2 separate regions of the Homo sapiens genome follow, and region 1 is linked to region 2. A link is a loop called in an ENCODE intact Hi-C map of the cell type or tissue named here. Cell type or tissue: mammary epithelial cell. All regions are shown on one strand. Each heading gives the region's core, and the rest is flanking DNA. Links, peaks and the distances in the headings are about the cores only. Region 1 has its middle 17 kb from the start of LINC00622. Region 2 holds the start of LOC124904388 (a long non-coding RNA gene).

Region 1 (15,491 bases), core at 3,409-11,408, 110 kb before region 2:
GTATTTCCCTAAACTTTCAGCACAAGCACTCCATCCTTGCTGCTGGATTAAAGGCCCCTCCTTGGCCTCAAATTATCAGCCCACCAGTGCAGCAGCCAATTTGACACCTAAATAAAAAGTTAAGGCCTCACTCTGGGAGCATGGTCAATTTCCCTTTTCTTTTTACCAACCCAATAAAATTTCATCCGATTTAACCTTCTGTGCTTCTCTTCAATGACCACAATTCTCCAAAGTATCCACTACTCTTCCAAGTATTCTAATGACACGTGGTTTTTTTCCTTTCAACTGATTTAACTTTGCTGCACTGTTTCATAGATAGAGAGTATGATTTCTGTTGGGAAATTTTTATAGGTATAGCTCTTCTGTCCAGAGTGCAAAGTTCCATAGTTTTGGACAGTATGTGCAAAAAATTATAAGCTACTGGCTGTTTCAGTCGTTACTGATCTGCCCTATTAAGATCTTTTGTTCTGAGAAGAATCAATGGGAATTCTTTGAGTCATACAATTAACGAACTATTTTTATTTTATTTTATTTTATTATTATTATTTTTTTGAGACTGAGTCTCACTCTGTCACCTGGGCTGGAGTGCAGTGGCGCAATCTCAGCTCACTGCAAGCTCCTCCTCCTGGGTTCATGCCATTCTCCCACCTCAGTCTCCTGAGTGGCTGGGACTACAGGCACCCGCCACCATGCCTGGCTAATTTTTTGTATTTTTAGTAGAGACAGGTTTTCACCATTCACAGGATGGTCTCGATCTCCTGACCTTGTGATCTGCCCGCCTCGGTCTCCCAAAGTGCTGGGATTACAGGTATGAGCCACTGTGCCCGGCCCGAACTATTTTATTTAAAGGGACTGCTGTTTTGAAAGGTTGGGTGTTCACTTCTTTTTAATTTTGGGATCTGAATTGCAGTTATAGGCAAGCAGAGCTATATGACGATACTTCATTTTCCCTTTCTAAATATTTGGGTGGTGAAGGCACTATATGTATATTTTGGTTAAGCAAATAGGTCTGAAAAGTTATTACCAGGGAGACTGCTATGGGACTGTTTCTCTTTTGGAGTGTTCCATGCAAATGTTTCCTTGACCCAGCCCTTGACTCTGGGGGTTAATCTGGGCAAAAGTGAACCTGCACTGTGGCGTGGGTTCATGCAGGAAAGTGTCCAGTCAAGGAATGATAGAAGACTTTTCACGTCTGTTGGTTTAGGTAGTGACCCATTCTGCTGGCTTCCATCCTAACTCACTGTTTTCCTCCTCTGACTGCTATAATTCTCCAGATGTGATGATGTATTTTGATCCAGCTTTGCCTTCGGTTATTTAATAAATATTTATGGGGCCCTCTATGACATTGGACATGATTCTAGGCTCTTGGGAATGTAGCAGGAAGCAAGATGGTCTAAGGTCCCTATGCAGGTACAGATAAACAACAAAATAGACAACTGATAAGTTAGTTGCAGGTTGTGGTAACAGCTAGGAGGGGAGAAACAGTGTGATGTGACGAGTGAAGCAGATTGTTTTTGGGAGAGGATGGTCAGGGATGTTTCAACTCATTAGGGCAATGACAATTCAGCTGAGATCTACATGTCAATAGAGAGCCAACCATTAGAAGATGAGGAACATCATTTTATGTAAACGGAATGATAGATGTGAAGATCCGGAGGCAAGAAAGTCTTGCGTGTTTATGGAATTGAAGGGAGGCCAATCTGGCTGGGACACTGTGAGTAAAAGAGAGAGTGATGAGGACACGAGTTGGAAGGATGAGCAGATCATGTGGTGCCCGGGAGAGCTGGAGATCAGTTTAGAGTCTATAGTAAATGGAATGGGAAGCCCCAGAAAGGTTTTATATAGGTGAGACATAGGATTTGAGTTTACTTTAAAAAATCTCTCAGGCTGTTATATGGAGAACACAGTTTGGTAAGCAGCAAGAGAGACATTGGAAAAGCCAATGCTGAAGCTATTCATTTAGAGAGAGACTTTTTTTTCTCTAACCTTCTTTTTTTGTTTGTTTTTATGAGGCAGGGTCTTGCTCTGTTACCCAGAGTACTGTTGTGCAGTGGTGCGATCTTCAACTTCCCAGCCCAAGAGATTCTCCTACCTCAGTCTCGGGAGTGTCTAGGACCACAGGTATGCACCACCATGCCTGGCTAGACTTTTAACAAATTTTTAATTCTGTAGAGATGGGGTCTCCCTATGTTGCCCAGGGTGGTCTTCAAATCCTAGGCTCCAGTGATCCTCCTGCTCGGCCACCCAGAGTGCTGAGACTATAGTCGTGAACCTTCATGCTCAACTATCTCTATCTTTGATGTGAGTGAGCCTCTGCCCACATTCCAATTAAAGAAACTGTACCTGATTGCCATGGAATTTTTGAGGTTTGATTAGTTTAAGCAATAGATTTTCTTAACCTTGGAGAGCTTTTCTGTTTGTCTTTTAAATGTAGAGAGCACTTACTTGAAATGAGGCCTAAGTACCTGTAATTTTGTAGAAACTCCCTGGGTGATTTTAATGGGCAAAGAGGGTGAGAACTCTTTAGGACCAATTAGGGACCCCCTTTCTTTCTTGGGGATTACAGTAAGTATAATACATAAGGCTCAAATCCTCTCCTTCACCAGAATTATGGAGGCAAAGGGCAGTGCAAGGTACATCAGGCTTTGTCTGCTCCTGGTAGGCCACCTTTCACACAACTGCTCCAAATAGTGAAGACAATATCATAAGTAAGAGCCAGGAAAAGTGCCTGTCTTGGCTGTCCATCAGATGACAATGGAATAGGTGTGGAAGGCTGCTGCTGGCCTTCACCGTCTTCACCACTCAGAGTCAGCCTTCTTCTGCTTCTCTCAGATCTTTATTCCCCCAACTCAGCTCTCTTAACAAAGCAAAACCCCAGGCATGACTTGTTTTCTCAGCTGCCCTTGGCAATCACATAATTTCCATCCTCTCTGCCCCTGGTGGGAGGGGAGGAGCATACTTGGCCAGTCTCCAGCATGAATTGTCTAGTCTTTGCTCCTCGGTCTCATTGTCACAGCCACAAGTGCCCTGCAGTTTTCTGCTGCCAGACTGTGGTTTCAAGGTCATGTTCACTAACCCAAAGCACATTCCAATGGGTTTCAATTTCCAGCTGCTGCCATGAGATCCAGGCCATTTTCTCAGTGCTCTCTGCATCCAGTGGGTGCCCTACCTCAATCCGGCAGCCGGGATTGCTTAGCTTTGGAAGCCAGTGAGGTGGGTGGCAAGTTGTTCCATATACCATGTTTCCCTCTGTTTAAGAAGTTTGAAAAAGGTATCAGTGTTTGTGCGGTGTTCAAGCTGGCATTCCAGATGTGTTGAAGATGTTCAACACAAGTGAAAGAATTGACAGGCCCCTGTTTCTAGAGACTAGGGAATCACTGGAAGCAGTTCCATGCATTCTTTTTATTCACTGAAGACACTCCACTGAGATGCTTTTCTGAAAGCATCAAGGGCTGAAGTAGGGAGTGGTTCTGCCTGGGTGTTCTGATACCATCTGTGTATGACTGGCCTTCCCCAGACCCCAAGGCTGTGACTCATTAAGAGCAGAGACCCTGAGAAGTTCACCCCTCAGCTGAGTGGCATGTTCCAGGCATAGTGCTCAATGCTGGGGAGACAGATATGAGAGAGGTAGAGATGCTTACACATTCCAACACCATTTAAGGGCGAAGGTGAAGGCTGATTTTGTTTCCTGCCTGTCCAACCTGCTTGGGGTGAATTATTTTGCCAACTGTATGTATGACTTTAAGGATTTGGCCCCTGGGGCTGCAAGGGATGGGAGGTGGACAGGGGGGAACTTCATGTCAAGGCTTCACATGTTATGCTAGGGCAAGACGGTACATTCAACAAAGGCTCAGAGTTAAGCAGATTCTCTGCCAAGGACTTTGCAACTATAAGTCAGAGTTTCCACCACTGCTGCAAATCAGGCAATGTCGACTGTACCTGGCTTTGTTGGGTGAGGGAAGGGACAGTGTGTGACCTTGGAAAAGCTAATTCACTTTGTCAAGGGGCTGGAAAAGTATCTGGCTAGACATTTCTCTTGTTAGGGGTAGCATTAGTGAATGTCTGAAATGAGGGTCACCTCAAGGTTTCACCTGAAGCAGCTCTACTGCTTTCTGTGTTGAAGTTAATAGAGTAGGTAGAAATCACAGACATGACTTCACAGCCTGAGATTCACTGGACTGATACAGCCACTGTTCAATGCTGCTGCAGCCTAGACCAAGCCCTATAGGTATTCTTGATCTTGCTCTCATCTGTGCAGTGGAAAGATGCAGGTATGAGGTGTGGGAAAATCAAATCAAACAAAATGACAAACATGAAGGCTCTTGTAAGATTCACGGGCTTGTGTGAATGTTAGGAAGCAAGGTGGTTACAAGGTGGTCGTGCTCAGTGCTGCAGAGAAGGGGCTGCTGAGGGGCATCCTAAAGTCTTGTATCATAGCTCCTGGGATCCCAGAAGGAGGAGAGAGGCAGTTGCAGTGCATATGGACTCTGTCCTCTGGGATTTCCAGCTCCTAGGGCAGGGTGAAGAGGAAGTGAGAAGGCATGGCCTCCCTTTCCTGAGAACAGGAAGAAAGAAGGAACTAGTTCTGCTCCTCCTTTGAGGGTGTGCTGTGTGTGGAGTGAGCAGGGCAGAGCTTTGGCATTAACTGGCAGTGGACTTGAGCAAGGCATGACTTTTCTGGGTTTCTGATTCCTTTTCAGTAGGCACTGACTCTATTGGTCCTGCCCATTTTAATTTCTAGTGATTGTCTAAGAGTTTTAAAACCTTCTTGGGAAACATCTATAGCTTAATGCCAAAACAAAAGGCTGTATTTAAGTCAGCATTAAGTTCTGCAGTTCAGTGGTCATCAGATATCAGGGAAGGAGGGAATCGGTTCCTACTTGGCCCACTTCTTGATCCTTTACAACCCTATGAGAGGTATGACGCCCCTTTTCCAGTGAGGTGCCATGTGCCACTAGAGCCACGAATGACTGGGAAACCACTTTCTCAAATAGCTTTGGCTTCACACAAACAAATAAGCACAAGGAGGCTTATGTTATTACGAAGTTTAGTGGCAGAAGTGTGCAGGTGCCAGAGGATGCAAATCATCTTACACTTTTGCAGCCCAATGTCACTGGCAAAAGACCTTAGAAATGAGCCATAACCTTCATTTTGTAGGAAAGAAAACAGACCCAGGAAGGTGAAGAGATTTGCTTAACTTCGATGACAAAATTGAAATCAGAACCCAGGATTTTCACTCTTCACTCTTATTTGCAAAAATATTCTTCTTCTAAAACAAAAGAATACTCGCTTGTTTTTTGCCCTCCTTGACCCCTTTCCTTAGTCCCTCTCACCCCCAACTACTTTCATTTCTTTACCATGAAGCACCTGCCTGTCTCCATTTATGCAACATCCACGTCCACAAGCTGATGTTCAGATGAGAGGTTGGGTTATATAGGCAAGATAGATGGTTTAGACAGCAGACTTCTCATTAAACCTACCCTCTGCCCTGTTTCCAAATGTCTCTCATCCCAGTTTTTTTTCCCTTAATAAATATTTTACCTCAAAGGTAGCAAATCATTGGTCACCATTACAGACAGTTGTCTAAGTGAACGTTGGAAAGGTCATCTCACTTCCCAGGCCTCAGTTTTCTCATCAGTAAAATGAAAGCAGGAAAGGAACCCACAGTTAAAAGCTGGAGTAATGGTCTCTAGATCCCTCTTTAACTTCAATTTAATAAAAATTTTAGAGATGAAGTCTTGTCTGATGTTGAATTCCTGGATTCAAGTGATCTTTCCCCTCAGCCTCCCAGTAGCTGGGAATACAGGTGTGCCCTACCATGCCTGATGAAACTTTCTTTGCTCTAAAATCTGAACTCCACAAAGACATTGATCTGTCCTGTAGGAGTCAGGAAGCCTTTTCTATTTAACCATGCTAGGTCAGCAATAGGTGTTTTGCCTGCTGCTGAAAGAAGTTCTCTCAGTCAGGACTGCCTGTGTATTTTACAGGGATCAGTGCAAAATGAAATGTGGGGTCCCATGGCAGCCCCTTAAGCCAAGCACAGGCCCTGGGTGACCTCACCGGCCTTGTGCCCAGAGAGCTGCTCTGCTCAGAGCTACACCAGGGATTTGACAGACTCCAGCTAGTGCAGGAGGGAGTTAGTGCCAGGCTCATGAGAAGGGTATTCCTACTTTAGTGGCCAGCGTTCATGCTAAGATGACAATAGGCCCGGAACCCATATCACGCCCACCTCTCTGTCGCCAGTACCTGTTTTGGAAGAAGGGCTGACTGCATCAGTGCTGGTTCTTCCATTTCTTGAGGAAAGATTGCGCTCTTCAATAAGGAACTTCAGGTTTCCAGAACAGATTACTGACTGTTTTGGAGTCTGCAACTGACCTCAGTGCTCCCTGCCTTTGGGGACAGAGTGGCTAAGCCACTTTCTTTTCATCCAGCCTTCCCTCTCCACTTCCTCATAATGAACCTCTTTCATGCCTCAGATCACCGACTCCATTCCCTGCTCATTACCATTGGGTGGGATCTTGGGCCAAGATAAAGAAAAAGAACGCCCCTCAATTTTCCACCAGAGTCCCCTGATGTCTTAAGAAGCACATGTAGACAGAGAGGTTGCGTGGTCCTCACTTGAGTCAACTAAGAGTGGGAGATTCTCTTCTGAATTCATTTTTCAAAAGCAGTTTTTCCTTTTTTTTGTAGTATAAAAATGCTCTGGGCCTTGCACCATTTCAGGTTTTGGATCCAATTCCCAGTCCCTTTATAACCTTGGCAGCTGGGCTTCGCCTTCAACAGCCTTTCCCTTTCCCTGCTCATGGGCCTCTCACAACCCCACTCTCTCTTTCTATCACACAAATGAGTTCATTCTCAGCACCATACCCACTATGTGGCTTATCTCTTTTCCAGCTCTCATCATGATGATCGAGCTTCTTCAGGTTCATTGACACCCTGAAAATTTGTCTTTGAATTCTCTCTTGCTTTGTCATTGAAAGCATTGTGCTCCCTGACTCCCCATCCCCTCCTCTCTCCGTCCTAACATTTGAGTTTGTTGGTGTTTCATCTTTCTATCCGTGCATCCATCTATCTCTCCATCAGCCCATGTGTCTATTTTGTGTCAGTCACTGGGGACAGAGAGATGACATGGTGAGTTACTGTCCTCAGGACATGGCAGTGTAGGGGTGGGGGACAGGATATATAAATAAAAAATTAATGGCAGTGCAACTAGATATGCACAAAGCACAGAGGCTATAAAAGAGATGCTTTGGATGGTGAATAAGGAGCTGGGAAGGATGTGCTGGCAGGAGAGCTGGGCACCCTCTAAGCAGAAGGAATGCCGTGCACTGGCCTAGGTAGATGTAAAAGCATGCTGCAAGCAGGAAGCCCTGAGTTTTTGAAAATTGTTGAGGCACAAAGTAGGAGAATCTGGGAACAGGGCAGGGATTGGTGAGAATTAGTCTGGGGTGTTAGGCAGGGCCCAGGGCTTCAGAGGCCCTCTATGTTATGTTAAGGCTCTCAGGCTCCTCCTGACAGTCCTGGGGCTCCACCCAGTGGTTGGTTTTAAGGAAGGGCATGACGTGGTGAGACTAGTTTGGAGAGACAACTCTGGCAACACTGCTAAGGATAGGTTTCATGAGTGACTCTCCAAGACAGGGAGGCCTGTGGCAGGTACAAGTAGGAATGATGTTACCAGGGAGGAAGAGGACACATTCAAGAGGTGTTGTGGAGGTAAAGTTGGTAGCACTAAATGATAGGTGGGAAGAGTGGGGGGCTGCTGTCCAGGTTTCTGTCTTGAAAAAGTGGGTGCATGAGAGTTCTGTGCCCACACCCAGTCCTGTCTAAACTAGTGGCCATTCTGCCTCAGGCCTGCCTCATTTGCCCCTGTATTCCATTTTGTTACCAACACATAAATCAGGCCTTCATTTCTTACCTAGATCTTGAAGTATCCTCTTCATCTCTTTCAGTCCATCCTACGACATGCTGCCAAGGTAATCTTCCAGGGACAGCTGAACAATTCCCATTGCAGAGTGAATGACGTCCCAGCTTTTAGCATCACCATCAATATTCATTGCTGGAGGAGACATTCTTTTCCCATAGATTCCAATTTTTGAGAGAACATGAGGCATGTAGTATGTGTGAAGTAATTGAATGTCGTCGGGTTTTTTTGTTGTTTTTGTTTGTTTGTTTCTTTGTTTTACTTATTTATTTACTTATTTATCTTATTTTTTTGAGACAGAGTCCTGCTCTGTCTCCCAGGCTGGAGTACAATGGTGTGATCTCAGCTCACTGCAACCTCTGCCTCCTGAGTTCAAACAATTCTGCCTCAGCCTCCCAAGTAGCTGGGATTACAGGCACCAACATCATGCCCCCTAACTTTTTTGTATTTTTAGTGGAGACAGGCTTTTGCCATGTTGGCCAGGCTGGTCTCGAACTCCTGACCTCAGGTGATCCATCTACCTCAGCATTGCAAACTGCTAGGATTACAGGCGTGAGCCACCGTGCCCGGCCCAAGTCATCTTTAATGGGGACACAGAACTCCTACTCTGAGGTCAATGAAGGAAGGAGGCAGGGTGTCTCCAGGGGTGGCCCCGGGTGATCCTGTGTGTGCCCATCATGTCTTTCCAGGTGTATCTTCCATTTCTCCCTGGCGTGGTGCTCTCTGGTCTGGTCTCATTGTTCCCTAAAAGTGACCCCTTTCCCACTTGGGTCTTTGCAGACTCCATTGTCTCCACCTGGAATACTTTCCCTCACATTCCTGTCTGTTGAAATCCTACCCATCTTCTGATATTTAGCCCAAATGCAAGGACCCCATGAATCCCCTATGGGAATGGATCTCCCGGAAGCATTTTCCTTTCTTATGGCACTCTTCACATTTACTGTGCACTGCACCTAACACGTCTCCTATTTTATCTCCCGCACTGGACCACTAGACTGGGAGCAGAAGTGGAAAATCAGAGGCCTTAATCCTGGGGCCAGGCTGTGAGTGTGTTTTCTTAGTTTGCATATTTGTTCCCCACCAAATTTAATTTATTAAAAAATTATAACCTATGTTAAACATACAGGAAAGCTGAGAGTATGATATAATAATGTATATTTGGGACTTATCGCCAAGAATGAATAGATTTGCTGCTGACACCTCACCACCCACTTTTTAAGATATAAATTATTGCACATACAGTTGGAACACTAGCCCACACATCCCTCTCCTGGAGCAGATCTTCACACTGCTTTTTCAAGTTTAGAGTTAGTCACTAATATTTGGAAATCATGGGATTTCACATCATAAGAGTTGGCCTCTTGTCACTTTCCTGCCAGTTCTCACCAGTCCATCACAGGCTCTGGGGCCCACCCTGGCCCTTGGAATCTGCCTATCTAGTCTGTGGCTTAGTCTGGCACCCGAGCTCTCTCATCTGCGCTCTGTACATGCTTTCCAGAAAGCAGAGGTCCTCCTCATGCCCCTCCATCCTCCTCTGCACCACTGCTCGGGCTGTGCCCATTGCTTGGACTGAGGAATTCAAGGCCTCATTCAAGCTCCACTGGCTCCTGTGGCTTTTCCCAGTGACTTCAGCTCAGCTTCATTCTCTGTACTCATATATACCTAGCCCTTAAGCCGGTGGCTGAGCACTTGCCTTTGCTTTCATTCATTCCTTTGTCAGGTACCCTGCAGAGCCACCCAGGTGGAGAAAAAGGACCCAAAAGTACCTTCCAGGTTAGGCTTCCTTGTTTTTCCCTCCAAGCCTTTCCGCCCCCGTATGGTGCATCCTGTGAGGTGCATCAGGGCTTGGTGCAGGAGCTCTGCCTGGCACCCTCAGTTGTAAGAAGGAATGGCACATTTTGTTGGCCGTAACACTCTGAGGCCTTTGTACCTCTTTAGTGAGATGGCTGACTGATCAGGCCTCCTCGCCTCTTTCGCTGATCACCCCTCACTGCCTGTTGGAGATATGTCCTCTTCCTTCCTTTGCCTGTGAAAACTGCCCTGGTGGTTTCGTAAGCGTAGGGTTTCACCAGGCTGAAAAACCAGGGGAAGGCGTCTTGTCTCTGATTCCACCACCTTCCTTTGGTTCCTATGGTATTTGGCATTAACATATGGATGTTGCGTTTGCCTTACAAGAGCTGGAGCGATGCTGGCTCTTGCATTTTGTGCAGTGGCTGGGGAAGGAGGGGTGTTGCATTTTTCTTTTTTCTTTTTTTTAATTTGTTAATTTTTTATTATACTTTAAGTGCTAGGGTACATGTGCACAACATGCAGGTTTGATACATAGGTATACATGTGCCACATTGGTTTGCTGCACCCATCAACTTGTCATTTACATTAGGTATTTCTCCTAATGCTATCTGTCCCCCAGACCCTCACCCCCAACAGGCCCCGGTGTGTGATATTCCCTGCCCTGTGTCCCTGTGTTCTCGTTCTTCAATTCCCACCTATGAGTGAGAACATGTAGTGTTTGGTTTTCTGTCCTTGTGATAGTTTGCTTAAAATGTTGGTTTCCACCTTCATCCATGTCCCTGCAAAAAAACATGAACTCATCCTTTTTTATGGCTGCATAGTGTTCCATGGTGTATATGTGCCACATTTTCTTAATCCAGTCTATCATTGACGGACATTTGGGTTGGTTCCAAGTCTTTGCTATTGTGAATAGTGCCTTAATAAACATACATGTGCATGTGTCTTTATAGTAGCATGATTTATAATCGTTTGGGTGTATACCCAGTAATGGGATTGCCAGGTCAAATGATATTTCTAGTTCTAGATCCTTGAGGAGTTGCCACACTGTCTTCCACAATGGTTGAACTAATTTACACTCCCACCAACAGTGTAAAAGCATTCCTATTTCTCCACATCCTCTCCAGCATCTGTTGTTTCCTGACTTTTTAATGATTGCCATTCTAACTGGCATGAGTGGTATCTCATTGTGGTTTGGATTTGCATTTCTCTGATGACCAGTGATGATGAGCATTTTTTCATATGTCTGTTGGCTGCATAAATGTCTTCTTTTGAGATGTATCTGTTCATATCCTTTGTCTACTTTTACATGAGGTGATTTGTTGTTTTCTTGTAAATTTGTTTAAGTTCTTTGTCGACTCTGGATATTAGTCCTTTGTCAGATGGGTAGATTGCAAAGATTTTCTCCCATTCTGTAGTTTGCCTGTTCACTCTGATGATAGTTTCTTTTGCTGTGCAGAAGCTCTTTAGTTTAATTAGATCTCATTTGTCAATTTTGGCTTTTGCTGCATTGCTTTTAGTGTTTTAGTCATGAAGTCTTTGCCCATGCCTATGTCCTGAATGGTATTGCCTAGGTTTTCTTCTAGGGTTTTTATGGTGTTAGGTCTTACATTTAAGTATTTAATCCATCTTCAGTTATTTTTCGTACATGGTGTAAGGAAAGGATCCAGTTTCAGCTTTCTACATATGGCTAGCCAGTTTTCCCAGCACCATTTGTTAAATAGGGAATCCTTTCCCCATTGCTTGTTTTTGTCCGGTTTGTCAAAGATCAGATGGTTGTAGATGTGTGGTGTTATTTCTGAGGTCTCTGTTCTGTTCCATTGGTCTGCATGTCTGTTTTGGTACAAGTACCATGCTGTTTTGGTTACTGTAGCCTTATAGTATAGTTTGAAGTCAGATAGCGTGATGCCTCCAGCTTTGTTCTTTTTGCTTAGGATTGTCTTGGCTATGTGGGCTCTTTTTTGGTTCCATATGAAATTTAAAGTATTTTTTTCCCAATTCTTTGAAGAAAGTCAGTGGTAGTTTGATGGGGATAGTATTGAATCTATAAATTACCTTGGGCAGTATAGCCATTTTCATGATATTGATTTTTCCTATCCATGAGCATGGAACATTCTTCCATTTGTTTGTGCCCTCTTTTATTTTGTTGAGCAGTGGTTTGTAGTTTTCCTTGAAGAGGCCCTTCACATCCCTTGTAAGTTGAATTCCTAGGTATTTTATTCTCTTTGAAGCAATTGTGAATGGGAGTTCACTCATGATTTGGCTCTCTGTTTGTCTGTTATTGATGTATAGGAATGCTTGTGATTTTTGCACATTGATTTTGTATCCTGAGACTTTGCTGAAGTTGCTTATCAGCTTAAGGAGATTTTGGGCTGAGAGGATGGGGTTTTCTAAATATACAATTACATTGTCTGCAAACAGAAACAATTTGAGTTCCTCTTTTCTTAATTGAATACCCTTTATTTCTTTCTCTTGCCTGATTGCCCTAGCCAGAACTTCCAAAACTGTGTTGAATAGGAGTGGTGAGGGAGGGCATCTTTGTCTTGTGCCAGTTTTCAAAGGGAATGCTTCCAGTTTTGGCCCATTCAGTACGATATTGGCTGCAGGTTTGTCAGAAATAGCTCTTATTATTTTGAGATATGTTCCATCAATACCTAGTTTATTGAGAGTTTTTAGCATGAAGGGCTGTTGAATTTTGTCACAGGCCTTTTCTGCATCTATTGAGATAATCATGTGGTTTTTGTTGTTGGTTCTGTTTATGTGATGGATTACGAATATTGATTTGTGTATGTTGAACCAGCCTTGCATCCCAGGGATGAAGCCTACTTGATCATGGTGGGTAAGCTTTTTAATGTGCTGCTGCATTCGGTTTGCCAGTATTTTACTGAGGATTTTCACATTGATGTTCATCAGGGATATTGGCCTAAAATTCTATTTTTTTGTTGTGTCTCTACCAGGCTTTGGTATCAGGATGATGCTAGCCTCATAAAATGAGTTAGGGAGGGTTCCCTCTTTTTCTTTTGATTGAAATAGTTTCAGAAGGAATGGTACCAGCTCCTCTGTACCTCTAGTAGAATTCGGCTGTGAATCCATCTGGTCCTGGACTTTTTTTGGTTGCTAGCCTATTAATTATTGCCTCAATTTCAGAACCTGTTATTGGTCTATTCAGAGATTCAACTTCTTCCTGGTTTAGTCTTGGGAAGATGTATGTGTCTAGGAATTTATCCATTTCTTCTAGATTTTCTAGTTTATTTGCATAGAAGTGTTTATAATATTCTCTGATGGTAGTTTGTATTTCTGTGGGATCGGTGGTGATATCCCCTTTATCATTTTTTATTGCATCTATTTGATTCTTCTCTCTTTTCTTTTTTATTAGTTTTCCTAGTAGTCTATCTTTTTTGTTGATCTTTTCAAAAAAACAGCTCTTGGATTCATTGATTTTTTTTTTTTTTTTTTTTTTTTGAGACGGAGTCTCGCTCTGTCGCCCAGGCTGGAGTGCAGTGGCGGGATCTCGGCTCACTGCAAGCTCCGCCTCCCGGGTTCACGCCATTCTCCTGCCTCAGCCTCCCAAGTAGCTGGGACTACAGGCGCCCGCCACTACGCCCGGCTAATTTTTTGTATTTTTAGTAGAGACGGGGTTTCACCGTTTTAGCCGGGATGGTCTCAATCTCCTGACCTCGTGTTCCGCCTGCCTCGGCCTCCCAAAGTGCTGGGATTACAGGCATGAGCCACCGCGCCCGGCCTTCATTGATTTTTTTGAAAGTTTTTTTGTGTCTCTATCTTCTTCAGTTCTGCTCTGATCTTAGTTATTTCTTGTCTTCTGCTAGCTTTTGAATTTGTTTGCTCTTGCTTCTCTAGTTCTTTTAATTGTGATGTTAGGGTGTCGACTTAAGATATTTCCTGCTTTCTCTTGTGGGCATTTAGTGCTATAAATTTCCCTCTACACACTGTTTTAAATGTGTCCCAGAGATTCTGGTACATTGTGTCTTTGTTTTCATTGGTTTCAAAGAAGATTTTTATTTCTGCCTTCATTTCGTTATTTACCCAGTAGTCATTCAGGAGCAGGTTGTTCAGTTTCCATGTAGTTGTGCAGTTTTGAGTGAGTTTCTTAATCCTGAGTTCTAATTTGTTTGCACTGTGGTCTGAGAGACAGTTTGTTGTGATTTCTGTTCTTTTACATTTGCTGAGGAGTGTTTTACTTCCAATTATGTGGTCAATTTTAGAATAAGTGTGATGTGGTGCTGAGAAGAATGTATATTCTGCTGATTTGGAGTGTAGAGTTCTGTAGATGTCTATTAGGTCTGCTTGGTGCAGAGCTGAGTTCAAGTCCTGGATATCCTTGTTAATCTTCTGTCTCACTGATCTGTCTAATATTGACAGTGGGGTATTAAAATGTCCCATTATTATTGTGTGGGAATCTAAGTCTGTTTTGTAGGTCTCTAAGGACTTGCTTTATGAATCTGGGTGCTCCTGTATTAGGTGCATATTTATTTAAGATAGTTAGCTCTTCTTGGCGAACTGATCCCTTACCATTATGTAGTGGCCTTCTTTGTCTTTTTTGATTTTTGTTGGTTTAAAGTCTGTTTTATCAGAGACTAGGAGATTGCATTCCCTGCTTTTTTTTTGCTTACTATTTGCTTGGTAGATCTTCCTCCATCCCTTTATTTTGAGCCTGTGTGTGTCTTTGCACGTGAGATGGGTATCCTGAATACAGCACACTGATGGGTCTTGATTCTTTATCCAATTTGCCAGTCTGTGTCTTTTAATTGGGGCATTTAGGCCATTTACATTTAAGGTTATTATTATGTTTGAATTTGATCCTGTCATTATGATGTTAGCTGATTATTTTGCCCATTAATTGATGCAGTTTCTTCATAGCGTCGATGGTCTTTACCATTTGGCATGTTTTTGCCGTGGCTGGTTTTGCAGTGGTTGTTCCTTTCCATGTTTAGTGCTTCCTTCAGGAGCCTTGTAAGGCAGGCCTGGTGGTGACAAAATCTCTCAGCATTTGTTTGTCTCTAAAGGATTTTATTTCTCCTTCACTTATGAAGCTTAGTTTGGCTGAATATGAGTTTCTGGGTTGAAAATTCTTTTCTTTAAGAATGTCGAATATTGGCCCCCACTCTCTTCTGGCCTGCAGGTTTTCTGCCGAGAGATCCGCTGTTAGTCTGATGGTCTTCCCTTTGTGGGTAACTGAACCTTTCTCTCTGGCTGCCCTTAACATTTTTTCCTTCATTTCAACCTTGGTGAATCTGGCAATTATGTGTCTTGGGGTTGCCCTTCTCGAGGAGTATCTTTGTGGTGTTCTCTGTATTTCCTGAATTTGAATGTTTTCCCGCCTTGCTAGGTTGGGGAAGTTCTCCTGAATAATATCCTCAAGAGTGTTTTCTAACTTGGTTCCATTCTCCCTGTCACTTTCAGGTGCACCAAACAAATGTAGATTTGGTCTTTGCATATAGTGCCATATTTCTTGGAGGCTTCGTTCATTTCTTTTCACTCTTTTTTCTCTAATCTTGTCTTCTCACTTTATTTCATTAGTTTGATCTTCAATCACTGATACCCTTTCTTCCACTTGATTGAATCAGCTGTTGAATCTTATGCATGTGTCACAAAGTTCTCGTGCTGTGGTTTTGAGCTCCATCAGGTCATTTAATGTCTTCTCTACACTGTTTATTCTAGTTAGCAATTCGTCTAACCTTTTTTCAAGGCTTTTAGCTTCCTTGCAATGGGTTAGAACATGCTCCTTTAGCGCGGAGAAGTTTGTTATTACCGAAGGTCTGAC
Region 2 (15,491 bases), core at 4,472-12,471:
ATTGCTCCTACAGTCAATCTGAGACCAGAAAACTCTCTGTGTCCTCATCAGCAGGAGGTAGCCAGAAAGAACACGTCGCCCCTCATCCTTTTTATAACTGTAGGGTCAGGATTGACAGAGCAGGAGCATTGCCATCTTGGACAAGCACTGTCATTTTAAAATTCACCTTGATCAGAAACTGCCTAAATCCAAAGGGCATCAGCCTAATGGCTAAAGTCAGCAACATCCCGTCAACATCTCTTACCAGAAACATTCCAAACCCCTCCCCAATGAGAGACATGCCAGCCCCGAGATAACCTCCTCTCCAGCCAGAAAGACATCAGCCCCAAGATAACCTCCCCTCCACCCAAAGACATTCCAACCCTGCCATAAACTTCTCCCCCACACAGAAACATTCCAACCTTGTGATAAGCTCCTTCACCCTAAAACTAATATATATATATGCTTAGTCTGTAAGAGAGAATGCTTCTGACTGAAATTGGCCAGAAGACCCTCTCTGGTTTATTTCTCTAAAATACATCTGTCTTTGACTGTTGAGCCACATTTCATGTTACTACCCTCTTTCTTTAACTCTTACAGGGATCCCGTTTCTTTTTGGGGGATTACAGTAAGTATAACACAGAAGGATCAAATGCTTCCCTCTGCCACGGCGTATGGAGACAAAGGGCAGTGCAAGATGCAACAGGCTTTGTCTGCTCCTGGTAGGCCTGCCTTTCACACAACTGCTCCAAATAGTGAAGACAATATAATAAGTAAGAGCCAGGAAAAGTCCTGTCTTGGCTGTCCATCAGATAACAATGGAATAGGTGTGGAAGGCTGCTGCTGGCCCTCACCATCGTCTTCACTACTCATAGTCTGCCTTCTTCCCGTTCTCTCAGATCTTCATTCCCCCAACTCAGCTCACTTAACACTTAACAAAGCAAACCCCAGGCATGACTCCTTTTCTCAGCTGCCCTTGGCATTCACATAATTTCCATCCTCTCTGCCCCTGGTGGGAGGGGAGGAGCACACCTGGCCAGCCTCCGGCACGAATTGCTTAGTGCTTGCCCCTCTGTCTCCCTATCACAGCCACAAGTGCCATGCAGATTGCAGTTTTCTGGTTTTCAAGGTCATCTCCACTAACCCAAAGCACATTCCAATGGGTTTCAATTTCCAGCTGCTCCCCTGAGATTCAGGCCACTGTTCACAATGCTCTCTGAATCCAGCCAGTGCCCTGCCTCATTCCAGCAGTCGGGAATGCTCAGCTTTGGAAGCCAGTGAGGTGGGCGGTAAGGTGTTTTATATGCCAAGTTGCCCTGTGTTTAAGAAGATTGAAAAAGGTGTCAGTGTACGTGTGGTGTTCATGTTGGCATTCTCACACATATATTTGAAGAATGTTTGATCTAAGTAAAAGGAATGACAGACTCCAGTTCCTGGAAACCAGGGATTCTTTGGAAGCAGTTCCATGCATTCTTTTTACTCACTGAAGACACTCCACTGAGATGCCTTTCTGGACCTACTAGGGCTGAAGTAGGGAGTGGTTCTGCCTGGGTGTTCTGATACCATCTGTGTATGACTGGCCTACTCCAGGCCCCAAGGCTGTGTCTCATTAAGAGCAGAGCCCCTAATAAGTTCACCTGTCAGTTGAGTGGGCATGTGCTGGACGTAGTGCTCAATGCTAGGGAGACAGACATGAGAGAGGTAGAGATGCTTACACATTTCAACATCATTTAAGGGTGAAGGTGAAGGCTGATATTGTTCCCTACCTGCCCAATATGCTTGTAGTGAATTATTCTGCCAACTTTAAGTATTACTTTAGGGATTGGCACTAGGAGCTTCAGGGGGTGGGAGGTGGTCAGGGGGAACTTCATGTCAAAGCTTCACATGTTATGTTAGGGCAAGATGGTACATTCAGCAAAGGCAGAGCATTAAGTAGATTCTCTGCCAAGGACTTTACAACTATAAGTCAGTGTCCCCACCACTGCTGCAAATCAGGTAATGTTCACTTTAGCTGGCTTTGTTGGGCAAGGGAAGGGACAGTGTGTGACCTTGTAAAAGCTAGTTCACTTTGGCAAGAGGCTGAAAAAGGGTCTGGCAAGACATTTCTCTTGTCAAGAGTAGCATTAGCAAATGTCTGAAATGAGTATCATCTCAAGAATTCAGCTGAAGTAGCTATATTGCTTTCTGTGTTGAAGTTAATAGAGTTGGTAGAAATCACAGACATGACTTCACAGCCTGAGATTCACTGGACTGACACAGCCACTGTTCAATGCTGCTGCAGCCCAGACCAAGCCCTGTATGTATTCTTGATCTTGGCCTCATCTGTGCAGTGGAAAGATAAAGGTATAAGGTGTGGGGAAATCAAACAAAATGAAAAACATGAAGGCTCTTGTAAGATTCAGGGGCTTGTGTGAATGTTAGGAAGCAAGGTGGTTACCGGGTGGTTGTGCCCAAGTGCTGCAGAGAAGGGGCTGCTGAGGGGCATCCTAAAGTCTTGTGTCATAGCTCCTGGGAGCCTAGAAGGAGGAGAGAGGCAGTTGCTGTGCATGTGGCCTGTGTCCTCTGGGATTTCCAGCTCCTGGGGCAGGGTAATGAGGGAGTGAGAAGGCATGGCCTCCCTTTCCTGAGAACAGGAAGAAAGAAGGAACTAGTTCTGCTTCTCTTTGAGGGTGTGCTGTGCGTGGAGTGTGCAGGGCAGAGCTTTGGCATTAACTGGCAGTGGACTTGAGCAAGGCATGACTTTTCTGGGTTTCTGATTCCTTTTCAGTAGGCACTGTCTCTATTGGCTCTGCCCACTTTTATGTCAAGTGATTGTCTAAGAATTTTAAAACCTACTTGGGAAACGTCCATAGCTAAATGCAAAAACAAGAGACCATATTTAAGTCAGCATTAAGTTCTGCAGTTCAGTGGTCATCAGATATCAGGGAGGGAGGGAATCGGTTCCTACTTGGCTCCACTTCTTGATCTTTTACAGCCCTATGAGAAGTATGATGCCCCATGCCCAGTGAGGTGCCAGGTGCCACTAGACCCAAGGAAGGTCTGGAAAACCACTTTCTCGAATAGCTTTGGCTTCACACAAACAAACAAGCATGTAGAGGCATGTGTTATTATGACGTTTAACTGCAGAAGTGTGCAGGTGCCAGAGGATGCAAATCATCTTACACTTTTAAAGCCCAATGTCACTGGCAACAGACCTTAGAAATGAGCCATAGCCTTCATTTTTCAGGAAAGGAAACAGACGCAGGAAAGTGAAGAGATTTGCTTGACTTTGATAGCAAAATTGAAATGAGAACCCAGGATTTGCACCCTTCACTCTCATTTGCAGAAATATTCTGTTTCTAAAATGAAAAAATACTGGCTTCTTTTTGCCATCCTCTCCCCCTTTCCTTAGTCTCAGTCACCCCAGCTACTTTTATTTCTATACCATTAAGTACCTGCCTATCTCCATTCATGCAGAACTCTCATCCTACAGGCTGATGTTGAGGTGGGAGATGAGCTGTTTGAGCCAGGCAGATGACTTAGGCAGCTGGCTGGTTGTTAGGCCTGCCTTCTGCCCTCTTTTGAAATGTCTCATTCCAGTTTTTTTTTTTTCTTAATACATATGTTGGTAGGACAACCTCCTGGCTCTGTGGCTTCACCTGCCTTCTCAGCTTAGGGTTAGCAAATACTGGGTCACCACTGCAGGTGAGAATAGAGTCCAACTTTGTCTTCCTTAGGGAACACTCATACTTCAACAGCCTTTAGATCATTTCCTAAGATCTCATTTATTCTGGTCCAGGGTCCCTTTCTTTTGAGAACTAACTTCCCTCCTTCCTTCCTTCCTTCCTTCCTTCTTTCCTTCCTTCCTTCCTTCCTTCCTTCCTTCCTTCCTTCCATCTTTCCTTCCTTCCTTCTTTCCTTCCTTCCTTCTTTCCTTTCTGCTTTCTTCCTTCCCTCCCTCCCGTCCTTTCTTCTTTCCTTCTTTCCTTCTTCCCTCCTTCCCTCCCTTCCTTTCTTCCTCCTTCTTTCCTTCTTTCTTCCTTCCTTCCTTTTTTCCTTCCCTCCGTTCCTCCCTCCCTCAAGTCAAGTTAGTGGACACCCACACTGTACTGGAAGTGGTCTCTAGCAGACAGACCCTTTACTGGTCCTTGGAAGGCTGGAGACCTCCTGGGAAAGGTGCAGCCTGACCATGAGGAGGAGTCAGCTGAGGAAATGGTGCCAAGGGGATGGGACATGCTGCAGACAGAAGCAGCCATGGCGGAATCTTGGTGTGGCTGGTTGTGTGCAGATGGTGTTGGGAGCTGTGGCAGAATCTATAATTCCCCTGGGCTGTGCTGTGCTTCTGCTCTGAAATCTGTGTGTCTTCTGGACCCGGGACGCTTGCCACAAACTCTTCTCCTTTCTTTACCATGTGGATTCCAGCATGTTTTAAAGTAGCAGAGCGGAGAGACCGGGGTTCTAGTTCAGCTCCGGTACTGACGGTTTCAGTGACTATTGGAAAGTCACTTCACTTCACAGGTCTCAGTTTTCTCACTGGTAAATGGAAGAAGGAAAGGAGTTCACAGCTAAAAGCTGAAGTAAATGTCTCTAGAGTCTTCTTTAAGTTTTAATTTTTTAAAAAAATTTAGAGACGAGGTCATGGCTGGCCTTGAAATCCTGGGCTCGAGTGATCCTCACTCCTCAGCTTCCTGAGTAGCTGGGACTACAGGCATGCCCCACCATCCCTAATGAAGCCTTTTTAGTTAAAAGATCTGAATTTCACAAAAACATTGATCTGCTCTTGAGGAGCCAGGGAGCCTTTTTCATGTACCCACGATTGATCTGAGGCCATAGCTGTTTAGCCTGCTGCTGAAAGAAGTTCTCATAATGAGGGCTGACTGCATATTTTACAGAAATAGAATCGGTGCAAAATAAAATGTGGGGTCCCATGGCAGCCCTTTAGGCCAAGCACAGGCCCTGGGTGACTGCACCAGCTGTGTGCCTACAGAACTGCCCTGCTCAGAGCTACACCAGGGATTTCACAGACTCCAGAAGGTGTGAGAGAGAGTTAGGGCCGTGCTCATGAGAAGAGTATTCCTACCTCAGTGGCCAGAGTTCATGCTAGGATGACAATAGGCCCACAGCCCATCTCATGCCCACCTCTCTATCACCAGTACCTGTTTTAGAAGAAGGGCTGACTTCACTAGTGCTGGTTCTTCCATTTCTCGAGGAAAGATTGCGCTGTTCAATAGGGAGCTTCAGGTTTCCAGAACAGATTACTGACTGTTTTGGAGTCTGCAACTGACCCCAGTGCCCCCTACCTTTGGGGAGAGAGTGGCCAAGCCATTTTGTTCTGTTCATCTGGCCTTCCCCCTCCAATTCCTCATAACAATCTTCTTTCATGCTTCAAAACACAGACTCCATTCTCTGCTCATTACCCTTGGGTGGCATCTTGGGCCATGATAAAGAAAAAGAACTTTCTCAAAATATGCACCAGAGTCCCCTGATATCTTAAGAATTACATGCAACCAGAGATGTTGAGTGATTCTCACCTGTATCACCTAAGAGTGGGAGATTCTCTTCTGAATTCAATTTTCAAAAGCAGATTTTCATTTTTTTTTGTTGTATAAAAATGCTCTGAGCATTGCATGATTTCAGGTTTTGGATCTAATTCCCAGTCCCTTTATAACCTTGGCAGCTGGGCTTCACCTTCATTAGCCTTTCCCTTTCCCTGCTCATTGGCCTCTCACAACCCCACTCCCTCTTCATATCACACAAATCAGTTCATTCTCAGCCCCATACACCCCATGTGTCTTCTCTTTTTTTCCAGTTTTCAACACGATAATCCAGCTTCTTCAGCTTCATTGACACATTAAAAAGTCATCTTTGAATTCGTTCTTACTTTGCCATTCAAAGCATTCTGTTCCCTGACTCCCCAGCCCTTCTTCGCTCCATTCTAACAGTTGAGTTTGCTTGTGTTTTATCCATCCATCCATCCATCCATCCATCCATCCATCCATCCATCCATCCACCCACCTACCCATGTGCCTATTTTGAATCAGGCACTGGGGACAGAGAGATGACATGATGAATTACTGTCCTCGTGACATGGCAGCTTAGGGGTGGGGAACAGGATATATACAAGAAAAATTAGTAGCAGTGCAATTAAATATGCACAAGGCACAGAGGCTGTAAAAAGAGATGTTTGGATGGTGAATAAGGAGCTGGGAAGGCAATAAGGTGCTGGCAAGAGATCTGGGGACCCTTTAAGCAGAAGGAATGCTGTGCACCGGCCTGGGTGGATGTAAAAGCATGCTGCATGTAGGAAGCGCTGTTTGGAAAATTGTTGAGGCACAAAGTAGGAGAATCTGGGGATAGGGCAGGGATTTGTGAGAATTAGTCTGGACTATTGGGCAGGGCCCAGGGCTTCAGAGGCCCTCTATGTTATGCTAAGGCTCTCAGGCTCATCCTGACAGTCCTGGGCCTCCACCCAGTGGTTGGTTTTAGGGAAGGTCATGACATGGTGAGACTAGTTTGGAGAGACAACTCTGGCAACACTGCTGAGGATACGTTTCACGGGTGACTCTCCAAGACAGGGAGGCCTATGGGGTGTAAAAGTAGGAATGACATTACCAGGGAGGAAGACGACACATTCAAGAGGTGTTGTGGAGGTAAAGTTGGTAGCGCTGAATGATAGGTGGTAGGAGTGGGGACTGCCATCTAGGTTTCTGGCTTGAGAAAGTGGGTGCATGAGAGTTTTGTGCCCACACCCAGTGCTGTCTAAACTAGTGGCCATTCTGCCTCAGGCCTACCTCGGTTGCCCCTGTCTTCCATTTTGTTACCAACATATAAATCAGGCCTTCATTTCTTACCTAGATTCTTGAAGTATCCTCAGCATCTCTTTCAGTCCATCCTACGAAATACTGCCATCATAATCTTCCAGGGACAGCTGAACAATTCCCATTGCATAGTGAATGATGTCCCATCTTTTAGTATCACCATCAATATTTACAGCTAGAGGAGACATTCTTTTTCCTTGGAGTCCAATTTTTGAGAGAAGATGAGGCATATTATATGTGAAGTAATTGAATGTCAAGTGGTCTTTAAGAGGGGTCACAGAATTCCTACTCTGAAGGCAACTGAAGGAAGGAGGCAGGGTGTCTCCAGGGGTGATCATGAGTGATCATGGTCTGTGCCCATCATTTTTTTCCAGGTGCATCTTCCACTTCTCCCCTGGCCTTGTGCTCTCTGGTCTGGTTTCATTGTTGCCTAAAAGTGACCCCTTTTCCCACCTGGGTCTTTGCAGACTGCATTGCCTCTGCCTGGAATACTTTCACTCACATTCCTGTCTGTTGAAATCCTACCCATCTTTTGATATCCAGTCCAAATGCAAGAACCCCATGAATGCCCAGGGGAATGGATCCTCCAGAAGCACTATCCTCTCTTATGACACCGCACATTTACTGTGCACAGCATCTAACATGTCTCGTATTTTATCTCCCCCACTGGACCGCTAGACCAGGAGCAGAAGTGGAAAATCGGAGGCCTTAAGCCTGGGGTCAACCTTTGAATGTGTTTTGTTAATTTGCATATTTTTCCCTCACAGAATTTAATTTTTTTAAAAAATCATGACCTGTGTTAAACATACAGAAAAACTGAGAATATTATATAATAATGTATATTTGGGACTTATCACCAAGAATGAACAGATTTGCTGCTGACACCTCGCCACCCACTTTTTAAGATACAAAATGTTACACATACAGTTTGAACACTAGCCCACATATCCCTCCCCTGGAGCTGGTCTTCACACTGCTTTTTCAAATTTAGGGTTAGTCACTAATATTTAGAAATGAAAAGATTTCACATAAGAGTTGGACTTTGGCCACTTTTCTGCAAGATCTCTCTAGGCCACTGTGGGCTCCCCACTCCATCCCTGGCCTGGGAGCCTGCCTGTCGGGTCCATGGCTGAGTCTTGCACCTGAGCTCCTCATCTGCCCTCTGTACACGTTTCCCAGAAGGCGGGTGGGCATCCTCATGTCCCTCATCCTCCTCTTCACCACTGCCCAAACTGTGCCCCCTGCCTTGGAACCAGGAATCCAAGGCCTCCTTCAAGCCCCACTGGCTCCTGTGGCTTTTCCCAGTGACTTCAGCTCAGCTCCATTCTCTGTACTCACATATACCTAAACCCTTAAGCTGGTGGCTGAGCACTTGCCTGTGTTTTCATTCATTCCTTTGCCAGGTACCCTGCAGAGCCACCCCGGTGGAGAAAAGACACCTAAAAGTCCGTGCTGGGTCAGGTTTCCTTCCTTGTTCTTCCCTCTGAGACTTTGCTGCCGCTGTGTGGTGAGTCTCGTGAGGTGCAGCAGAGTTTGGTGCAGGAGCTCCGCCAGCCTCACACCCTCAGGTATAAGAAGTGATGGCACATTTTGTTGGCCACAACACAACAAGGCCTTATTGCTTGTTCAGTTGAGAATCCTGGCCCATCCGATTCCCTCGTCTCTTTCTTTAAGCAACCCTTGCTGCCCGTTGAAAATATGTCCTTTTCTTTACCTTCCCTGTGAAAAGTGCCCTGGTGGTTTTATAGGCGTGGGGTTTCGCAAGGCTGAAAAACCAGGGGGAAGGGCTCTTTCCTCAGATTCCACCACTCTCCTTTTCTTCCCATTCTATTTGACATTAACATACGGATGGTGTGCATGCCTTTCAAGAGCTGGACAGATGCTGGCTCTTGCATTTTGTGCAGTGGCCGGGGAAGGATGGGTGTTCCATTTTCCACGTTACCCCACTGCCTGGGGCCACACCCCCTGATGCTAGTGCTGATCATCTGTCCCTTGTGGTTTTGACGATGGTGGAAACCTGTTCATCTGGGCCAGAATATGGTTTCCTTTACTCTACAGGATGAACACTGAAACTAATTCCTTTGTGGTAATCAAATTCAACTGATTAATGATCTGTAAATTTCCTCTGTAAGAAAGAAGTCATCTTGATGTTGTGTATTACTCTAATCATGCTGTGATACATCCAGGTCCAGAGGAGATAGCTTCCCCTCCCCACACTGTTGACCCACAGCAACCTCCTCACCTGCTTCCGCTCAATTCTGTCCCTGATGCCCCTGACAGTGTTTCTTTTGACTGTGTTTTTGTTGGTTGCTTAATAACTATGTCATCATTGAAGTCCCCAAACTTATATTGATTGGCCTCATCTCTTCATGGAAATTGAGACAAATGAGAGGACCAGTGATTAAAGGGGAGATAGAGAGAAGAAAGTGGCTAAGGAGATGGAAGAATGAAGGAAGAACAGATGTAATTTAAAATGAAAAAGAGAAAGGAGAGAGAGACCATTAAATCTGGGGATATGGGATAGTAGACTTCTACTTTGAGGCTGAATAGAAGGTATATTTTGGGGAAAGTTCACACTTGTTTTCTTTACTTGCCCAGGAACCCATGATGTGGCTTCATTGGGTGATTGGAAGGGTGAAATGCAGGGTTATGAATAACCAGAATGATCAACACACATATAGCCAGGTGTGTTCTACAGACCTTCAAGGAAATTGGCACTGAAGGTGGAGGCTGGATGCATTTTTGCTTCTCTCTGCCCTGCTCAGGGCCATTTGCTAAGGCATGCAAACCCTTCCAGATACTCCTCGAGGATTCTCCTGGATTCTAGAGAGTCCCCTGCAAGGGACTGGGCAAGAAGGAGGTAATCCAAGGTAGCCGGGGCTCTCCCATAAATCGGCACCCCATGCTTCAGTGCTCTGCTGTACCACGGACAAGACCAGTTCAGGCTGTGTAATTGGGTGGAAAGATAAGGACTTTCAAGGCCAACTCCCTCATAGCAGGCCTAGTCACTAATCAGTGTGACTGTGCACAAGTTTCCTTGCTAATAAAATGGAAATTGTCACTCTACCTCATAGATTTCTGATGAGTATTAAATGAGATAATATATGTCATATGTAGGTTATGTTGTACATGTGTGAAACATAGTAGAGCTTATTCATTCAGTCTTCATCCGCCCTCCCTGACCCTCCCACTACTCTGCCCACCTCCTAACCCCTGTTTCAGCCTACTCTTCTAAATGAGAGATGGTGATACCTGGAAATGTAAAAGAAAGGAGAAAAGTATGTATTAACAGTAACCACACTTTTCTCCACTTTAAGCATTAAATCATTTATTACTCTTTTCATTGAACTCTGTGAAGAAATAGGAGATTTAAAAGAAAAGAAATCCCTTCTCATTTAAGAGGGGAAATGGAGCTATAGTAGTCGAAAGAGACCCTCAAGTTAAAAGAGATCCCAAATTGTTCAGAATCAGGCCACGAGATTTGGTAACAGCAAATCACCTTGTGTGTCCTCTGGCATGTGATTAGGACAGAAAGCTTTTGGTTAGGCCACTGACTGCACAGGTTTTGATGGCACAGGAAGATAATAAGTTGGCTATTGTGTGAAAGGGAGGCAACAGGATCTGGGCTTGTGCCCTTGTCACCTTCTGTATGAAGCCAGGAGGATGGAGCTTGATGACATCGCCTAACAATACCCACATGCACATCTCTGTCATCCTTAAATCACTGAGTCTTGGACTTTAGGGTCTCCTTGTTCCAGTCCACAAGGGAACCAACCCACTCCATGGTTTTCTGCTGGGCTTCCTCCCAGCTGTAAATTGGCTTATACGCCAGATCTCGCTGAGCCTTCTTGTAAGAGAAGGTGACCATGCTGTTGGACAATGTCACTGTGTGGCAGTTGAAGGGAGGTCAATAGGTATAAATTGACCTGAGCAGGAAGCTCACTATTTCCAGCAGGAAGCCAATTCAGTACCTCAGGGCTAAAGGAAGCCTCCATCTGGAATCAAGGCAGAGGCCGAACTCTTTGCTCAGGGCGTAATTAAGGTTATCATAGCTTTGGTGAGGCGTGTCATCTGAGATGTAGTAGAACTGTCCTCAGACACTTGGGACCTTCTTGGGGCCCCACAGGGCCTCAAGGCCAGAATGTGGGCCCAGCCCACATAGACTGGGTTGGTTGTGGAGAACTTTCCAACAGTTGACAGGATCGCATTGTTTTTCAAGGCCTTATTTATATTGTCAGTAAGAAATGGGCTTCCTTCCCCATAGATATGCATTGAGCTTAAGGCACAAGTGTACAACATGCCAGCATTTTTCAGAGTCCACACATTAGCCACCAGCACAGCCTTCTCAGCAAGTTTTTGCTGTATGGATATGGAGCAGACCATGTGTTTTCCAGATGCTCTTGTTTGTGTCGATTCTGGAAAATCTCTTTGTAGGAGTTGGGCCAGGCTACCTGTATGCTGCTGGTATGGATGAAGACTAGCACACTAGCTTGGACACAGGCCTCCAACAGCTGTTGGGTACCTGCCCATGAAGAGCATGCTGTCAATGTCAGGAAATATCCCTAAGGGGGACCAACCACGTGAACAGATCCATGTGTCTCACTCCCCACTCCCAAGTTCAGTGGTTGTAATAGACTCGAGGTACATTCTTCAGTGGATCTGACTGAGATTGGGTCATGCTACAGCCATAGGAAAAACACAAAAATGAAAATCCTACTGGAAAGGCTAAGTGAGGTCTTAGTAAAGCACACCTCTCTATCTCCTGCCTCAGTCGAGAGACATCTAAACGATAAATTTATTACTCAGGCAGCTCCTGTCATCAGGAGGAAGTTGCAGAAACAGGCTCTGGGATCAGATAGTACATTAGAGGAGCTCCTGAAAGTGGCCATCTCGGTCTTTCCTCATAGAGACAGAAAAGCCCAGGAAAGAGAGAGGAGATACAGAAAAAAACCAAAAGCTTTACTGGCCTTGGTGCAAGCCCACAAACCCCAGAATTCCTGGGGTGCATCTGTTAACTGCTAAAGATATGCCAAGAACAGTTATGTCTCTTCTAAAGTTTAACCAGTCCAGGGTGAAACAGCTCGTACAATGTTGTTAGTATATTTTACTTCTTGTCTCTGTAATCTTTGGCACTAAATTCTTTCCTTGTTTAATACACATGTTTAATTCTGTGCCTGTTAAAAAGGCCCAAGATTCTAGCAGACACACACAAGCTGCTGGATGTCAAGAGGAGCAGATCAGGGGAAGAAGACAGAAGCAGCTAGATGTTGAGGGAAGCACATCAGTGAAGAAACACAGGGCAGCTGGATGTTGAGAGGGATGCACTGACCAGCAGAAGGATGCAGAGTTTGGCCAAGCAGTTAGGGAAGTGTCAGGCCACTGAGCAGCACACTCCGGGGGAAAACCATTCTATTCTGGCTTCCTCCATCTGCTGAGAGCTACCTCCACTCAATAAAAGCTTGCACTCATTCTCCAAGCTCAGGTGTGATTCAATTTTTCTGGTACACTAAGAGAAGAACCCAGGATATAGAAAGCCCTCCGTCCTTGTGGCAAGCTGGACGGTCTAAGGTCTAATTGAGCTGGTTAACACAAGCTGCCTATAGACGGCAAAACTAAAAGAGCAAAACTAAAAGAGCACCATGTAACACATGCCCACTGGGGCTTCAGGAGCTGTGAACATTTGCCCCTAGATGCTGCTTTGGAGTTGGAGCCCTCCAGCCTGCTCATCCGTATGCTCCCCTAGTGGTCTGAGCAGGGGCACTGAAGGAGGGAGCCACACCCCCATCACACGCACTGTGAAGGGGACAAGGGATTTTTCCCATTTCATTCTCATCAGTGTACAACAAGATTTAAAATGATGACTATAGTGGCACTTGGAAGATTTGATTCTGGCCCACAGAGGCAAGGGGTGGCTGGATATCAAGAGTCTGAAGTCGGAGTTTAGCTGAATTTGATTGGAGCCACAGTAGAAAGAGCATCCACAGCCTTTGGAGTCACACAGGGGTGAGTTTAAAGTCTCATTCTCCTACTTACTTACTTACCTGGGGGGCCTTGGACAAGTTACTTGCCATCTCTCAGCCCTAGTCTTCTCATGTAAAAAACTGAAGGTAGCAGCTTTGAACTCCCCCAGTTGGTAGTGATTAGCAAAGACACTTGGCCCAGAGCATAGCAGGTGTTCAGCGGAGGGACTTCTCTTCCTTCATTGTTTATCTTTCTGATCCTTGTTTGCTCCACCTTGCTCCATCTCCTCCTCAGGCTACTGTACCTTTCACGTTGAAGTTCATGATAGACTCTCTGTGAGTGACACCGAAGATGTCAATGATAGAGGCGGTGTGGATGACTACCGAGATGTCCTGGCAGGCTCTCTTCAGGCATGACTGATCCAGAATGTCTCCTTCTAGCACTGTCATCTTGGTCTTGTTCTGGAGCTCTGCAAGAACATAGGTCAGGTCATTGGAAGGGTTTCCGAATCTGGCTTGGAAGTTTCCTGATAAAGATGATGTTACATAGGTGTTCGAGGATGGTTAGAGTTGGGTTGTTAGAGTGGAGGATGTACACTCCATGGAAGGAACAATTAAACAAAGGCACAGAAGTCAGCACGTTTAGCAATTTTTTGGGAAAGAGCAAACATCTGTTTCTACCCCATCTCATTTCAGAAAAGTAATCTGAGCAATGAGCTGTCAGGTGTGCCTGGAATATAAGCACGGCTAGGGTCATGGGAGACTCACCAAAATTTTTAAGGAGAGTAGGGTGATTGTGGAGAGTTGGGTATAAGAGGGAAAAGTTTGAATTTAATTCTGTAGGTAATGCAGAATTGTGATTTTCGGTCTCCAGCACCATGTCACAGAAAACCCCTTATTTATATTTGGAACAAGTAGAGAAACAGGCCAGGGGTGGTGGCTCACACCTGTGATTCTAGCAATTTGGGAGACTGAGGCAGGTGGATCGCTTGCATCCAGGAGGTTGAGACCAGCCTGGACAACTTGGTGAAACCCCGTCTCTACCAAAAATACACAAATTAGCCAGACATAGTGGTGAATGCCTACACTCCCAGCTAATAAGAAGCCTGAGGTAGGAGGATGGATGGGTCCCAGGAGGTGAAGGTGGCAGTGAGCAGAGATCATGCCTCTGGACTCCAGCCTGGGTGGCACAGCAAAATCCTGTTTCAAAAAGAAAAAGAAAAACAGAAGCAGAATTGTAGTGTAGGAAGTTAACCTTGCCTCAAGGATATAAAATGGACTGGTATAGGGGATATGAGAAAGCCAGGGGATCAAGAGATTAATCAGAATGTCTGTGCCAAAGTTTAGATGAGGACTGGAAGCGGGGTCCAGCAGTGGAAGCAGAGGAGGAGAGAGATACACCAGGTTGGAATTTCAGACCTCACCTTGAAGGTCCTGGTACCTGTTGGATCTTGGCTGAGAGGAAAAGGAGAAGATAAAATCACCCCTATGGTTTCCTGCTTGAGCAACTGGGAGGAGAGTGGAGCCATTACTAGCGAATTGCAGAAGAGTTTAAATAATGAATTTTTTTGAAAATTCTTATTGGATATTATCAAAGGAGGTACAAATGCTGAAAATGAGTCAGTCACCAATGAACTAACATCCAGCTGTGTAGCCCAGGGCAGCAGTTACAACATCAATGTCTTCAGGCTCCTCTGAAATCCACAGGTAGTGATGCTGCCAGTAAAGTTGTCACCTGGAATTAGCCCACAAAATGAACACCATGCTACATGGAGCTCAGATAAATACTTTACACTCATTTGTGCTTTATAATCTGCATACAGCTCACAGCTTGCTTATTTCCTTTTACAGCTGTCTCATGAGGTAGGTGTTCTGAATCCCATTTTATTGGTGAAGAAACTGGGGCTCAGAGAGGTTAAGGGACAGATTAAAGGTCACGTTTCTAGTGAAGGCTCAAAGTTGCCCACCCCACCTCCAAGTCTTGTACCCTGTACACCAGGTGCAGGAATAGCTGTTTACAATCAACTTTTCTGAGAAAGAGTAAGAATAAGTCAGTTTAACTGAAATTGGCAACAAAGGCCAAAGAACAGTGAGAGTAAAATTCAGAGTGAAAAATTCAAAGCAGGAGAAATTCCTTCCTGGGATACAGGTGGGACCATTTGCTCTCCTGATGCCTCTGCCTTGTTTTGTCTACTCCCAGCCCCTTCCCACTGTCAGGCAACTCCAAGGAGGCCCTGGAATGGGGGAGGCAGGGAAGAGGCTGCTGGGGAGGAGGTGGGTGACAGCCTGAGAGTGGAATTTTCTCTGGTAGTATTTCCACCTCTGTACTTCCTGCTCCCTTCATCTGCTTCCCATTTGCTGCCAACTTCAGACTGGCTCAAAGGAATTGTCATTTCAAAGCTGAAGAAGTCTAAAGCCAAGAGAAAATGACTCTTCCGCAGTGAGTTCACAGGGAACTAGAGAGACCAGGAAAGGGGACTTTGTGGATGGAGCCATTGCTCCCTCCCTCCTCAAGCTGCTAGACGAACTACTGCTTAAGAGCACAGATGCTGCACTAGACCACATGGGTTCAAATCCAACTTTGCCATATTCTAACTGTGGAACATTGGACAAGTTCATTAATCTCTCTCTGACTGTTTCCTCATCTGTAAGAAAGGAGGCTAATAACATTAACAATCTCATAGGGCTGTTATGAGCAGCAAATGAGTGGGCACATGCAAACCATGTAGCACAGTGCCTGGCACAGAAAAAACAC

Evidence for each region. Peaks named below come from ENCODE experiments on the same cell type or tissue, not always from the same donor. Only the 100,000 strongest peaks of a DNase experiment are listed, where the experiment ranks them.
Region 1: it touches region 2 in a loop (11-fold over the local background); 3 of 110 quality-filtered maps call a loop at or near these places.

Annotation. Positions count from the first base shown.
Region 1 is chr1:119,575,043-119,590,533 of GRCh38, reverse strand. No RefSeq gene overlaps it. Among named protein-coding and RNA genes, the nearest start is that of LINC00622, 17 kb to the left of the region's middle. In mammary epithelial cell, for the core only: a CTCF peak has its summit at 7,530 (motif pointing left); a DNase peak (open chromatin) is centred at 7,543.
Region 2 is chr1:119,468,810-119,484,300 of GRCh38, reverse strand. It overlaps LOC124904388 (a long non-coding RNA gene), which reads left to right and starts at 7,776. Exons shown (of 2, transcript XR_007066503.1): 1 at 7,776-8,344; 2 at 9,375-9,840. LOC105378935 (a long non-coding RNA gene) reads left to right here. Exons shown (of 3, transcript XR_947755.2): 3 at 580-1,254. It also overlaps the pseudogene HSD3BP1. In mammary epithelial cell, for the core only: CTCF peaks have their summits at 6,427 (motif pointing left) and 8,282; a DNase peak (open chromatin) is centred at 8,280.